3 separate regions of the Homo sapiens genome follow, and all the other regions are linked to region 1. Evidence: chromatin contacts called from ENCODE Hi-C or POLR2A ChIA-PET data. All regions are on one chromosome and are shown on one strand. The core of a region is the stretch at or near the end of the contact, and the rest is flanking DNA. Distances in the headings are between cores, read along the strand shown.

Region 1 (3,206 bases), core at 404-2,903:
CACTCTCCTACCGTGCCCCCACCCTACACCCCACGGGTTTCCCACTCCTTCTCAGAGGTCTGGAGGGCATTCTCCCACCCTTTCCAGTGGACTACCCACAGGAGCCCTGAAGCAAATGCCCGAAGGAAATTCCTATCACCTGTGTGCTCTGATAGGCACTTGGAGCTGGGATGTGGTACTAATCAGTAAAACATACCCCGTGCCCTTTAGCAGCTCACAGTTGATGGCAGTGAGAAATTTGTAAACAAAATAATCTTTCAGGAGAGACTGCAAAACTAGAAACAAACGTAGTGGAGGAACTCTTAGAATGTGGTCCTTTTGAAAGGACTCACACCCGGCCCCCAGAGAATCTGACTTAATTGGCCTGGGTTGAGTATATTGTTGGAGAGTGTCAAAACACTCCCCAGGTGATTCTGACATTAGCCGGGGCCCGGAACCACCCCCGACCTACTGAATCTGGGACTCCAGGAGAGGCCCAGCCACTAGTGGTTTAACAAGCCCCTTGGGTCAAGTTTGAAAACCAGGGGTCTGGGCTGCTAAGTGGCGGCATGGGAATGGAAGGTTCTGGAAGGTGAGCAGTGAGGTTGGGGCGCAGGCCTGGGAAGGGAGAGGCTCTTCAACAGCCATCCCCCCCAACCTTGTCTCAGCCTAGGGCAATGGGCAGGCTCTCCCATCAGAGCCTGGCCTGAGCCCTCAGAGGCAGGACCTCCTTGAGGGATGTGGAGGTGTGAAGACCAGTTCTGAGACCACAGAGGCTCCCTTCAAGCCTCAGTCTCTGACCCTGCGGGCATTATTTCCATGACTTCCAGTGTTGTGGCTCCTTATCCTTTCCCCACAGGCTCGCCCCCCAACTGAGGGCTGGCTTTTTTATTTTTTTGAGACGGAGTTTCGCTGGTTGCCCAGGTTGGAGTGCAATGGGGCGATCTCAGCTCACTGCAACCTCTGCCTCCCAGGTTCAAGCGATTCTCTCGCCTCAGCCTGCCAAGTAGCTGGGATTATAGGGACCCACCACCACACCTGGCTGTTTTTGTTGTTGTTGTTTTGGTATTTTTAGTACAGACGGGGATTCGCCGTGTTGGCCAGGCTGGTCTCGAACTCCTGACCTTAGGTGATCCATCCGCCTTGGCCTCCCAAAGTGCTCAGATTACAGGCGTGAGCCAGCACGCCCGGCCGAGGGCTGGCTTTTAAAACACCGAAAACCCAGACAGGAACGGTGTCCATCTCCAACCCCAGACGGAAACTGTGCCCGCACCCACAAGAAAAGCAGTCCTTTGCCCAGAGCAACCAAACCCTGAACCCCACTCTCGATTCCCCTCTGCCCCCCAACTCTTCCATCCCAGCGGATGGGAAACAGCGAGTCCAGCCGCCTCCCCACCTCGGGACCCCCCTCCCGGGCCAACTGCGCAGGGCACGACCCCGTCGTGGTGCCCCGCGCGCTCGACCCCCAGGGGTTGAGGTGAGGAGGGATCCCCGGTGTCCCGGGAAGCGCGGCGGCTTCTGCGGGTTGCGGGCGGACCCCCCTCCCCGTGGGGAGGGGCTGCGGCCGCGCGGAGTCGCCGCGGGTCGGAGGCTCCTCCCCGGGGTGGCCGCGCAGGAAGCGGGGCGGGTGGGGGCGGTGCGGGGCGCGCACGGGGCCGGGGCGGCGGGGGAGGCGCGGGCCTGGGCGGCCAGCCCCGGCGCACAGCCGCGGCCGGGGCGCGCGGCGCGGGGCGGAAAAGCCTGTTTACACAGACTGCACACCGCCTGGGGAATAATGCAGTAAAGGAAGTGAGCCGGCTCGGCCTGACTGCTCCAACTTCCTGCTCTCACACACACCAGAGGGGAAAAAAAAAGAGGAGCGAGAGAAAGAAAAAAAGGGGGAAAAATCAGGATCTCATTACAAGAGCCACAGACCGTCTGCAGACGCCTGTCAGCATGGAAAGTCGGGGGCTTTCGCCCGGGTCCTCCTAGAAATTCCCCCCGAAGAAGACTCCCCCACATCTGGGTAGGTAACAGGGCTTCTGCCTGTTGCTCGGACACTTAAAAAGTTTGTTTGGGGGTGTTTTCTTTTTTTCTTTCTTTTCTTGGGCGCGGTGGGGGTGGGGCGGGGGGCGCCGCGGGGTGGGCTGCGGGCCGGGGTGGGGGTGGCGGTGCGTCCGCGCGGGAGGGCCGGCCGCGGGGAGGGGGCGCCGCGGATGCTCCTGCGCCCGCGTCGCTGCCACCGCCGTCGCCCGAGCTCGCGCCGGGCCCGGGGCTGCGGGGACCCTGCGCCCGCGGCTCCCCTCCCTGGGGCTGCGCTGCGACCCCAGAGGAAGGGGCGCCGGGCGTGCAACCCTGGGAGCTCGCCCAGGGCCCCGCTGCAGGCAGCGCGGGGAGCGGGGGACGGCGAGACTTCGGGTCCCTGGGAAGAACCGTGGCAGGAGCAGGCTGAGTGCCTGGAGGCTGGACCACCGCCGACCTTCCAGCTGGGACCGCAGTCAGGCTCCCCTCGAGTGGGCAAAGTGCACTGGTGCTCGGATCCAGGGAGGAAGACAGGGATGGAGAGGGCGGTGGAGGACATGGGTCGCGAAGGTGTGGGGCTGGGGGCTGCGTCCACTCTCGCTTGGCAGGTGACCCCCGCCCAGGTCACCGCCCCAGGCGCACGCCCCATCGGACATTTAAAAGCCGGTGGTCTCTATTGGGCATGGTTTTGGAGAAGGACCAGGCAAGAAATGATCTTGGGGCCCCTTCCACTCCCCATCCCTGTTTACCTTCGAACTCAACGTTGGCCTGTGACGCTACTGTAACTTTTGGGGAGGCGGGATTAAGATTTTGGAGTAGTTAAAAAGCAAAAATAAAAGGTCTTGGTTTTGTTATCTTTTCTGAACCGAATCATCCTAGGGACAAGCTGCAGTTAGGCGGCGGGTGGAGGTGGAAGCAAGAAATGTTATTTCAGAAACTGCAAAAGGGGCTTTTTAGAAAGAAAAAAAAACGAGTGTCGGGAGAGTTTCTGGCTTGTCTGGAAACGGCAAGACTAATTGCCATGCGCTTCCGCTTTGAAACTGGCAGCAGACAGCATCTTGAAAATGACTCACTAGAGGAGCTCACAAAGAAACTGTGGTTTGCTCCTTCTTAGGTTTATGTATTTGTGCCTTTTACAGTTTCCTTTGTAGTGTTCGAGGGGTCCCCCGCCCCTTCCCCGCCAGCCCCCTCCCACCCTCCCTCATTTGAAAGCCCCTGGCCGGTCT
Region 2 (3,206 bases), core at 362-2,861, 490 kb before region 1:
TAGCTTCTCTTTTTTTGATGAATTTCAATATGTGTTATTTAATCTTTTTAAAGGATTGCCTTAGTATGATTATTATGTTATGACATATCTATTTTCTCTATTTCTCTCACTTCTTAAACTCTGGTTTTACTTCTTGGATTAAAAAAAAAAAAAAAAGCTGAGATTAAAGTTTCCCAACTATTACTGCCAAGTTACTGTTCTATTTAAAGTGTGGTTTCCACAAACAGTTACTTCATATTGATTCTATGCTGGAATCATTCACAGTTGCTTTCAATATAAAACAAGGATGTCTATGTTGTTTATATGGTATAAAATGAACTCACGTGACTTTGCCAAACCTACAATTTGAAAGAAAAAGCCCACAAGTTACTATTTGAAGAGACCTCAATAACCTTTGGGAAGGAATGGACTGGTTCACAGGCACGAGAATAAACAAATGAAAGGTGCTTATGTTTTCTTACATGTGTAATTGTGGTAAGGTATTCTGGATTTAATTAGTGTAAAAATTGTACTTGAAAGATAGACTGAAATGGAAGCATCACTATACAGGAGGTAAAATGAAATAACTGTTTAAGAGAGATCAGTGCAAACGGAAATGCAGAGACTCTTCCTGAGAGCATCATGAGAAGGGGCTATTTGAGTAGAATGTGAAGAATGGCAATAGAGACTGAGGCAAGAGAGTCATCCACCCAAAGCACCTGCATCTCCAACAGCTGAGTAGTTTTCACCTAAGCCAGAAAGAAGGAAAAAAAAAAAAAGATCTGGATGATATAACCCTTTCTTTACAAAGATAGCTGGTTCATTTGGGTAGGTAGCCATGAAACCAGATGCTATCTTGGTAAATGCTTGGTTTGGGTTTTAGGGCAGAGAGACCAAGTTTATTTTTATTCACTCTGTGCTAAAGGGCAATTGACTACATTTATTTTGGCCCATCAGGGAGGAAGGAAGGGCATGCCAATCTTTCAAGAGGTTGTTTACTTTGACAGAGAATGAATTCTGCTTTCTTTTCCATTTTCTGATTTTCCTTTTAATATGGAGAAAGACTATGTAATAGTTTAAAATATGTGTCTTGGCATAAAAGTCAATAAATTTATTGTAAAGGAATTAACTGGTTGTTTCCTAAAAGGAGTTAATTCTGTTCTACAGGCATTTCTTTAAACACCTGTTTCAAACAGTGTATTCTTCTAAAGTGAGGATTTTTTTTTTTTTTTTTTTTTTTTTTTTTTTTTTTACTTAGGGTCTCAGTCTGCCACCCTGGTTGTGTAGTGCAGTGGTGTGATCATGGCTCACTGCAGCCTCAAACTCCTGGGCACAAGTGGTCCTCCTGCCTGAGCCTCCTGAGTTGCTGGGACTACAAGTGCATACCATCATGCTCAGCTAATTAATTTTTTTTTAAAGAGAGCTTATGCTAGAGACAAGACTGCTATAAGCAGTGGTTTTCAAATGCTGAGCCAAGAGGCCAAAAGGCTGAATCAGAGTCACCAACGATGCTTTTTAAAGGAATGCAGATTTCTGTCCGGACGCCCTGTTGGAGATTCTGATTCAGTGTATTCTGGGCAGGACTCTAAGATTGCACATTTTGAGTAAGTGCTCCCTGGTGATTCTGACCCACAGCCAGGTTTGGGAACCAATGACTTGAGGTGAGAGAAGTGGGGCTGTGAAAGTGGAGGCAAGACCTTGTCCAAACCGTTCTACTTTTGACTCAGAGTCTGAGTCTGACTTCCTGATGAAAAATGACCTGAGAGTTTGAAACTGGCCGTGGTGAGAATGTTTCAACCACAGAAATTGCTAAATGGTGTGAATCAGGTCAGGGTTCCCTCCCACCACGAACCCTGCCGCAAAAGCCAGTACACAATTATCTAGGAAGGTTATTCTCTTTTTTCTTTCTTTCTTTTTCTTTTCTTCCCTTTCTTTTTTCTTTCTTTCTTTCTTTTTTTTTTTTTTTTTGAGACAGAGTCTCCCTCTGTTGCCCAGGTTGGAGTGCAGTGGTGCAATCTTGGCTCATTGCAACTTCTGCCTCCTCGGTTCAAGTGATTCTCCTGCCTCAGCCTCCCAAGTAGCTGGGACTACAGGCGCCCTCCACCATTCCCAACTAATTTTTGTATTTTTAGTAGAGACAGGGTTTCACCATGTTGGCTAGGCTGGTCTTGAACTCCTGACCTCAGGTGATCTGCCCACTTGGCCTCCCAAAGTGCTGAGATTACAGGTGTGAGCCACCACCCCTGCTGTCACATTTTAAAAATATGCCTGCTATAGAAAAATCTACCTGTGTTATAGGTTACCAAAGTCACATAGGTGACTTTAAAGGTTTCAAGTGAGTTACTCTAAAAGAGACTATCCACTTTTTGAACAGAGAGATGAGATTCCTCAAAGTACCTCAGTACACAGTGAGAATTACATTCCCCTTTTTCCTTCTGTGCCTGAGCAACGAGTCACTTTGAGCCTCCATTTCTGTTCTCAGCCCTAGGTTCAGCTGGAGAGATTCATGTTTTCCCTTGTGTTTACAGACCTTAAATGCACTGTCCTTTCAAAAATTTTTTTTTCCTAAGCTGTAGAAATAAATTCAGTTTCAGTGATCTCCCCAGTCTTAAAAAAACAAACAACATCCCTGGAATCCTCAGAAGTGATTTCTTGGCATGGTAATGTGTAGTTGATTGTGCTGGGTCCAACAGTAGACTCTGATTAAGGTTGAAATAAAGAGGAAGTGAGAACAGGGATGATTTAATTGCTCACAAGAAATAAATCTATTGGCTAGAAGATTTGGTTCAGGGCCTCGTTTCTTCAGGTTTGATGAATTTATAACCATTAAGTAAAAATGTACACATAAAACCATAGCATTTAGCATGGTGCTTCTCAGGAGAGTGGGAGGAAAAATCTCCTAGAACATTCGTGGAACCAGTAAGTCCTTGGCTTAACCTGGCAGGAAACTAGCTACCTAACTGCAAACAAAACCCCAAGATTAATGCCATCAATATTTGTTGAATGAATCAACATGCCCAGGTACGTATTTTATTACATGTATCATAGATGCTGTGAGGAAGAACATCATCAATTTGTTTCATTTTCTAGATCAACTCATTAAAAATGACTGAGATTAGAAAGCTGGACAAACTGGCTGGGCGCGGTGGCTCACGCATGAAATCTCAGCACTTTGGGAGGCCGAGGAAGGTGAATCACTTGAGGTCAGGAGTTCGAGACCAGCCTGG
Region 3 (3,206 bases), core at 192-2,691, 400 kb before region 1:
TAGCCCAGGCGCCCCTTTCTGAAGCAGTCAAGATCCGCACGAGAGACTGGATGTCTGCAGACTCCCTCACATCTCTCCCCCTCACCTACAGGGCTGCGCTTACGCCTAACTGGAAACCAGGTGACCCGCAAGAGGGAGGGAGAGGAGCAGAAGGGGCTCCCGAATACAGAAACCACGAGCCAGGAGCCGGTGGCCTAGGGCAGCCCAAGAAAGCCAGGATGGGAGTGGGAGGGAGAGGGCATCTGCCGACGCCGACGCCGGTTGTCCAGTTACCGAGCCAGGGAGCAGACCCGCCTCCGACCTCCCGCAGAGTCTCTGCCAGGGTACCAATTCCCCAGGGGCGGCCAGCCAGCTCAATGCAAGCCCGGGGTGATCACCACCTATCGTCCAAGCCAGGAGTCCCACTGCGTTCCAGTCACTGCTCCGGGGAGAGGGCGCTCAGCCCTGCCCCAGGTGTCCTTACCTGGTTCTCTAGTACCCAGCACCAGGTCAGGGACACCAGCGATGGGCTTCTACCAGAGACCGGCCCCAGCCCACGCGCGCCCAGGGTCGCTGGGCCACCCCTCCTCATCATTCCTTAGGCCATGAAGTGCCGGGGGATGGCGAGCTGGGTCCTTTGTTCCCTCACCAAGTGGAAAAGCAGTTTTTTAACAAGCCAAACCAAGAAAGAAACCCCGGTCGCAGTATCCCCGGCAGGGCGCACCCAGGATAGCTGGTTATCCAAGCGCATGTGTATCCCAGTTGTAAAAATAAATCAATAGTATTTGAAACTGCGGAGCCCCGGGGAAAGGAGGCGGAACATGGCCACTCATTTCACCCTCGGGAGCAGCGCTCTGCGCTCGCAGCCCTGGCTCCCCTGCACCCCCGAGTCCCGAGATGGGTTAGAGAAGCAGCGAGGGAAGGGGTGGGGGCCCCGCCGCGTCACCACCCACCTGCGGCCACCACCGTGCAGCCCCAGAGCAGCAGCAGCCGCGCGCAGCTCCCCATGGCCGGGAGGAGCCGGGAGCAGCCGGGCCGGGCGGGTGCCGGAGGGAGCCGAGACCTCTGGGCTGCGGGATGAAGCGCCGCCGTCCTCGGGAGGGAACGGGGCCCTGGTTTCTTCCTCCTCCTGGGGCGCCGGGCTCGGTCAGCGGTCGCCGGCAGCTGGGAGCCAGGGGCCGGGACCGCGCGGGGAGGTGGGGTGACCCTCGCGCACCGGCCTGGCGGGTCCCGGGCACCTGGGGGGCGGCGGGAGCCCCGGGACCATAGCCGGCCTGGCTGCGCTGCCCCGCGGAGCGGCCCTGCGGGCTCGTCTGCCGCTAGCCCGGGGCTCGGCGCCCGCAGCCGCCGCTGAACTTTGCGAGACCTTTCACTTCCCGGCCGCCGCCGCCGCCTCCTCCTGGGCGTCCTCCTCCGCTTTTCCCACCTCTTCTGGCTGCCCCGGCTCCGTCCCGTCCTTCTCCACGGGCAGTTCCATGCGATGCATTTTTATTGCACCGACGCCGCGGCGCTCCGGTGCCAGCCCTCCTCCCCTCGCACCTCCACCCCTTCCTCCCGCCCGCCCCCCGCGCTTGACAGCCCGGGCGGCGCAGCCCGCGGGATCGGATCGCCGCTGCCGCTGCCGCCCGGGGGGGGGGTCCCCCGCGCCCCGACCGACGCCCCCGACGCCCGGCTGCCCGCTGGTCCCGGTCGCCTCAGCCTGGCCCCCGGCTGCCCTGGCGCCCCTCCTGGCCCGCGCCCTGCATCTCCCTAGTGACCCCCCTGGTGCCCTGCAGCACCCACAGGCCTCCCCTGGGAAGCAATCTCCCACCTTCTCCCGGAACATTCCTAAGAGCAGTAGACTCCCTCTAGATCAGGTCAGGGCATGCCAAGGGGCTTAAAAAACCGCGAAACAGGCTAGCGCCTACTTCCCACATCCCCCAGCGAAACAAGCCCTCCCTCCTCCTCCAGCCACCCCCTCTCGGGGAGTCCCACGACCCGGGGACGGAACACCCCAACCCAGCCCCGCGTCACCCGCACTGAGAGCGCGCCAACTGCTAAGCGGCGTTCGCCGCTTCTCTGCTGCCTTTTGCGGGGGTAGGGGGATGTCTCGGCTAAACAATCGCTGCCTACATGATCCGAAGGTGTGCCCACTTTGGTGTAAGAGGTATTGCCTAACTCAAACTCAAGGTGCTGAAAGAAAAGGGTCACAGGATTAGCTAGTCGGCAGTGTAAGAACATCGTTGTCCAGAGGCAGGGCAAGGGCACGACAAAGGGAACTCTTCGGTCCTTCCAAGCGTTCTCCCTTTATAGAGTATGCCGTGCTGTGAAACAGTGTTAGGAACTAACTTATGGGGAGCAATTTAGTAGCAACCACACGCAGCTAATTGCAGATAGGATTGCTCAGGGCTGGTGCTTCTGGAAAGAGATTAAATAGCAGCCGAGTCTGAGATTTTTGCAAGTTCTGTGAAAATATAATTCTACTTACACATCCAGGGAAACTGGCAAAAGTTAAGTCGACAGCAATTTTGTATTGCAGTGCTCATTTTGTTCCTTTGAATATTTTCCAGAAAATTAACTACGTTCCAGATACCATTTAGTCGTTGTGTCTGTTACAGATGAGGATAATTCAGAGCTTTGGGATACATGTAGATATTATTTACAATGACCCAGCCAGGAACATATAAGAAGTTTATATCTCCCAGGGGGATCTGGGTTGAGGTCAGCATAATCCATTTGGGCGACATTAAAATTATTCTTCTGGCCAACAGAGGAAAGTAGCAGAAGGTGTGGACAGCAATTCATGTAGCATCACCTGCTTTAGAAAATAAACGCTTTGAGTTCCCAAATACTGGCAATGGTGGGGCTTTCTTCATATCTCCTAATGGAGCCATTGAAACACCTCTCCAATTAATCTTTTTACCAAATAAATGATAGGAAACTATAACAGCCAAAGGTTCTTAGCATAAATGTTAACTTAATAGCCAAGGCAAATTAAACAAAGGGGTGGATGCACATTTATTATTAACTTCTGAGTCTAGTATATTTAGGCAGAACTAATCCATTTCTGTTTTTTAATTAACAAATAAACTTGTATGTATTTATCATGTACAACATGATGTTTTGAAATATGTATACAGCGTGGAATGACTAAATCTAGCCAATGAACATATGCATTTTTGCATATTAACATGCATTTAAGAATACACTCACTGTCTTAGCATTTTTCAAGAGTACAATATATTGCT

Evidence for each region. A loop is a pair of places that touch in the nucleus more often than their neighbours do. ChIA-PET counts read pairs that join two places held with the same protein, here RNA polymerase II (POLR2A). Pooled maps may share reads with other maps.
Region 2: a loop to region 1 is called in a map with no recorded cell type, with 13 times the contacts of the local background. The contact joins the enhancer-like site here to the promoter of ELK3 in region 1. A Hi-C loop is called at or near these places in 13 of 37 single-sample maps with no recorded cell type and 4 of 50 pooled maps. POLR2A ChIA-PET finds 5 or more read pairs at or near these places in 1 of 52 experiments (AG04450).
Region 3: a loop to region 1 is called in a pooled map, with 2.1 times the contacts of the local background. The contact joins the promoter of NTN4 here to the promoter of ELK3 in region 1. A Hi-C loop is called at or near these places in 2 of 168 maps with a recorded cell type or tissue (PC-9 and mammary epithelial cell) and 2 of 50 pooled maps. POLR2A ChIA-PET finds 5 or more read pairs at or near these places in 1 of 52 experiments (MCF 10A).

The regions. Positions count from the first base shown.
Region 1 is chr12:96,192,722-96,195,927 of GRCh38, forward strand. It overlaps ELK3 (ETS transcription factor ELK3), which reads left to right and starts at 1,654. Exons shown (of 5, transcript NM_005230.4): 1 at 1,654-1,984. RefSeq lists a silencer at 1,479-1,618 and an enhancer at 2,950-3,029.
Region 2 is chr12:95,698,885-95,702,090 of GRCh38, forward strand. The region is part of intron 5 of NTN4 (netrin 4); the gene reads right to left. Among named protein-coding and RNA genes, the nearest start is that of NTN4, 90 kb to the right of the region's middle. RefSeq lists enhancers at 1,438-1,507, 1,558-1,607. Within about 2 kb of position 1,612, at least 6 of the 41 ENCODE cell types and tissues checked have a DNase peak (open chromatin) inside an H3K27ac peak, as active enhancers do.
Region 3 is chr12:95,789,323-95,792,528 of GRCh38, forward strand. NTN4 (netrin 4) reads right to left here and starts at 1,442. Exons shown (of 10, transcript NM_021229.4): 1 at 933-1,442. The coding sequence starts at 987.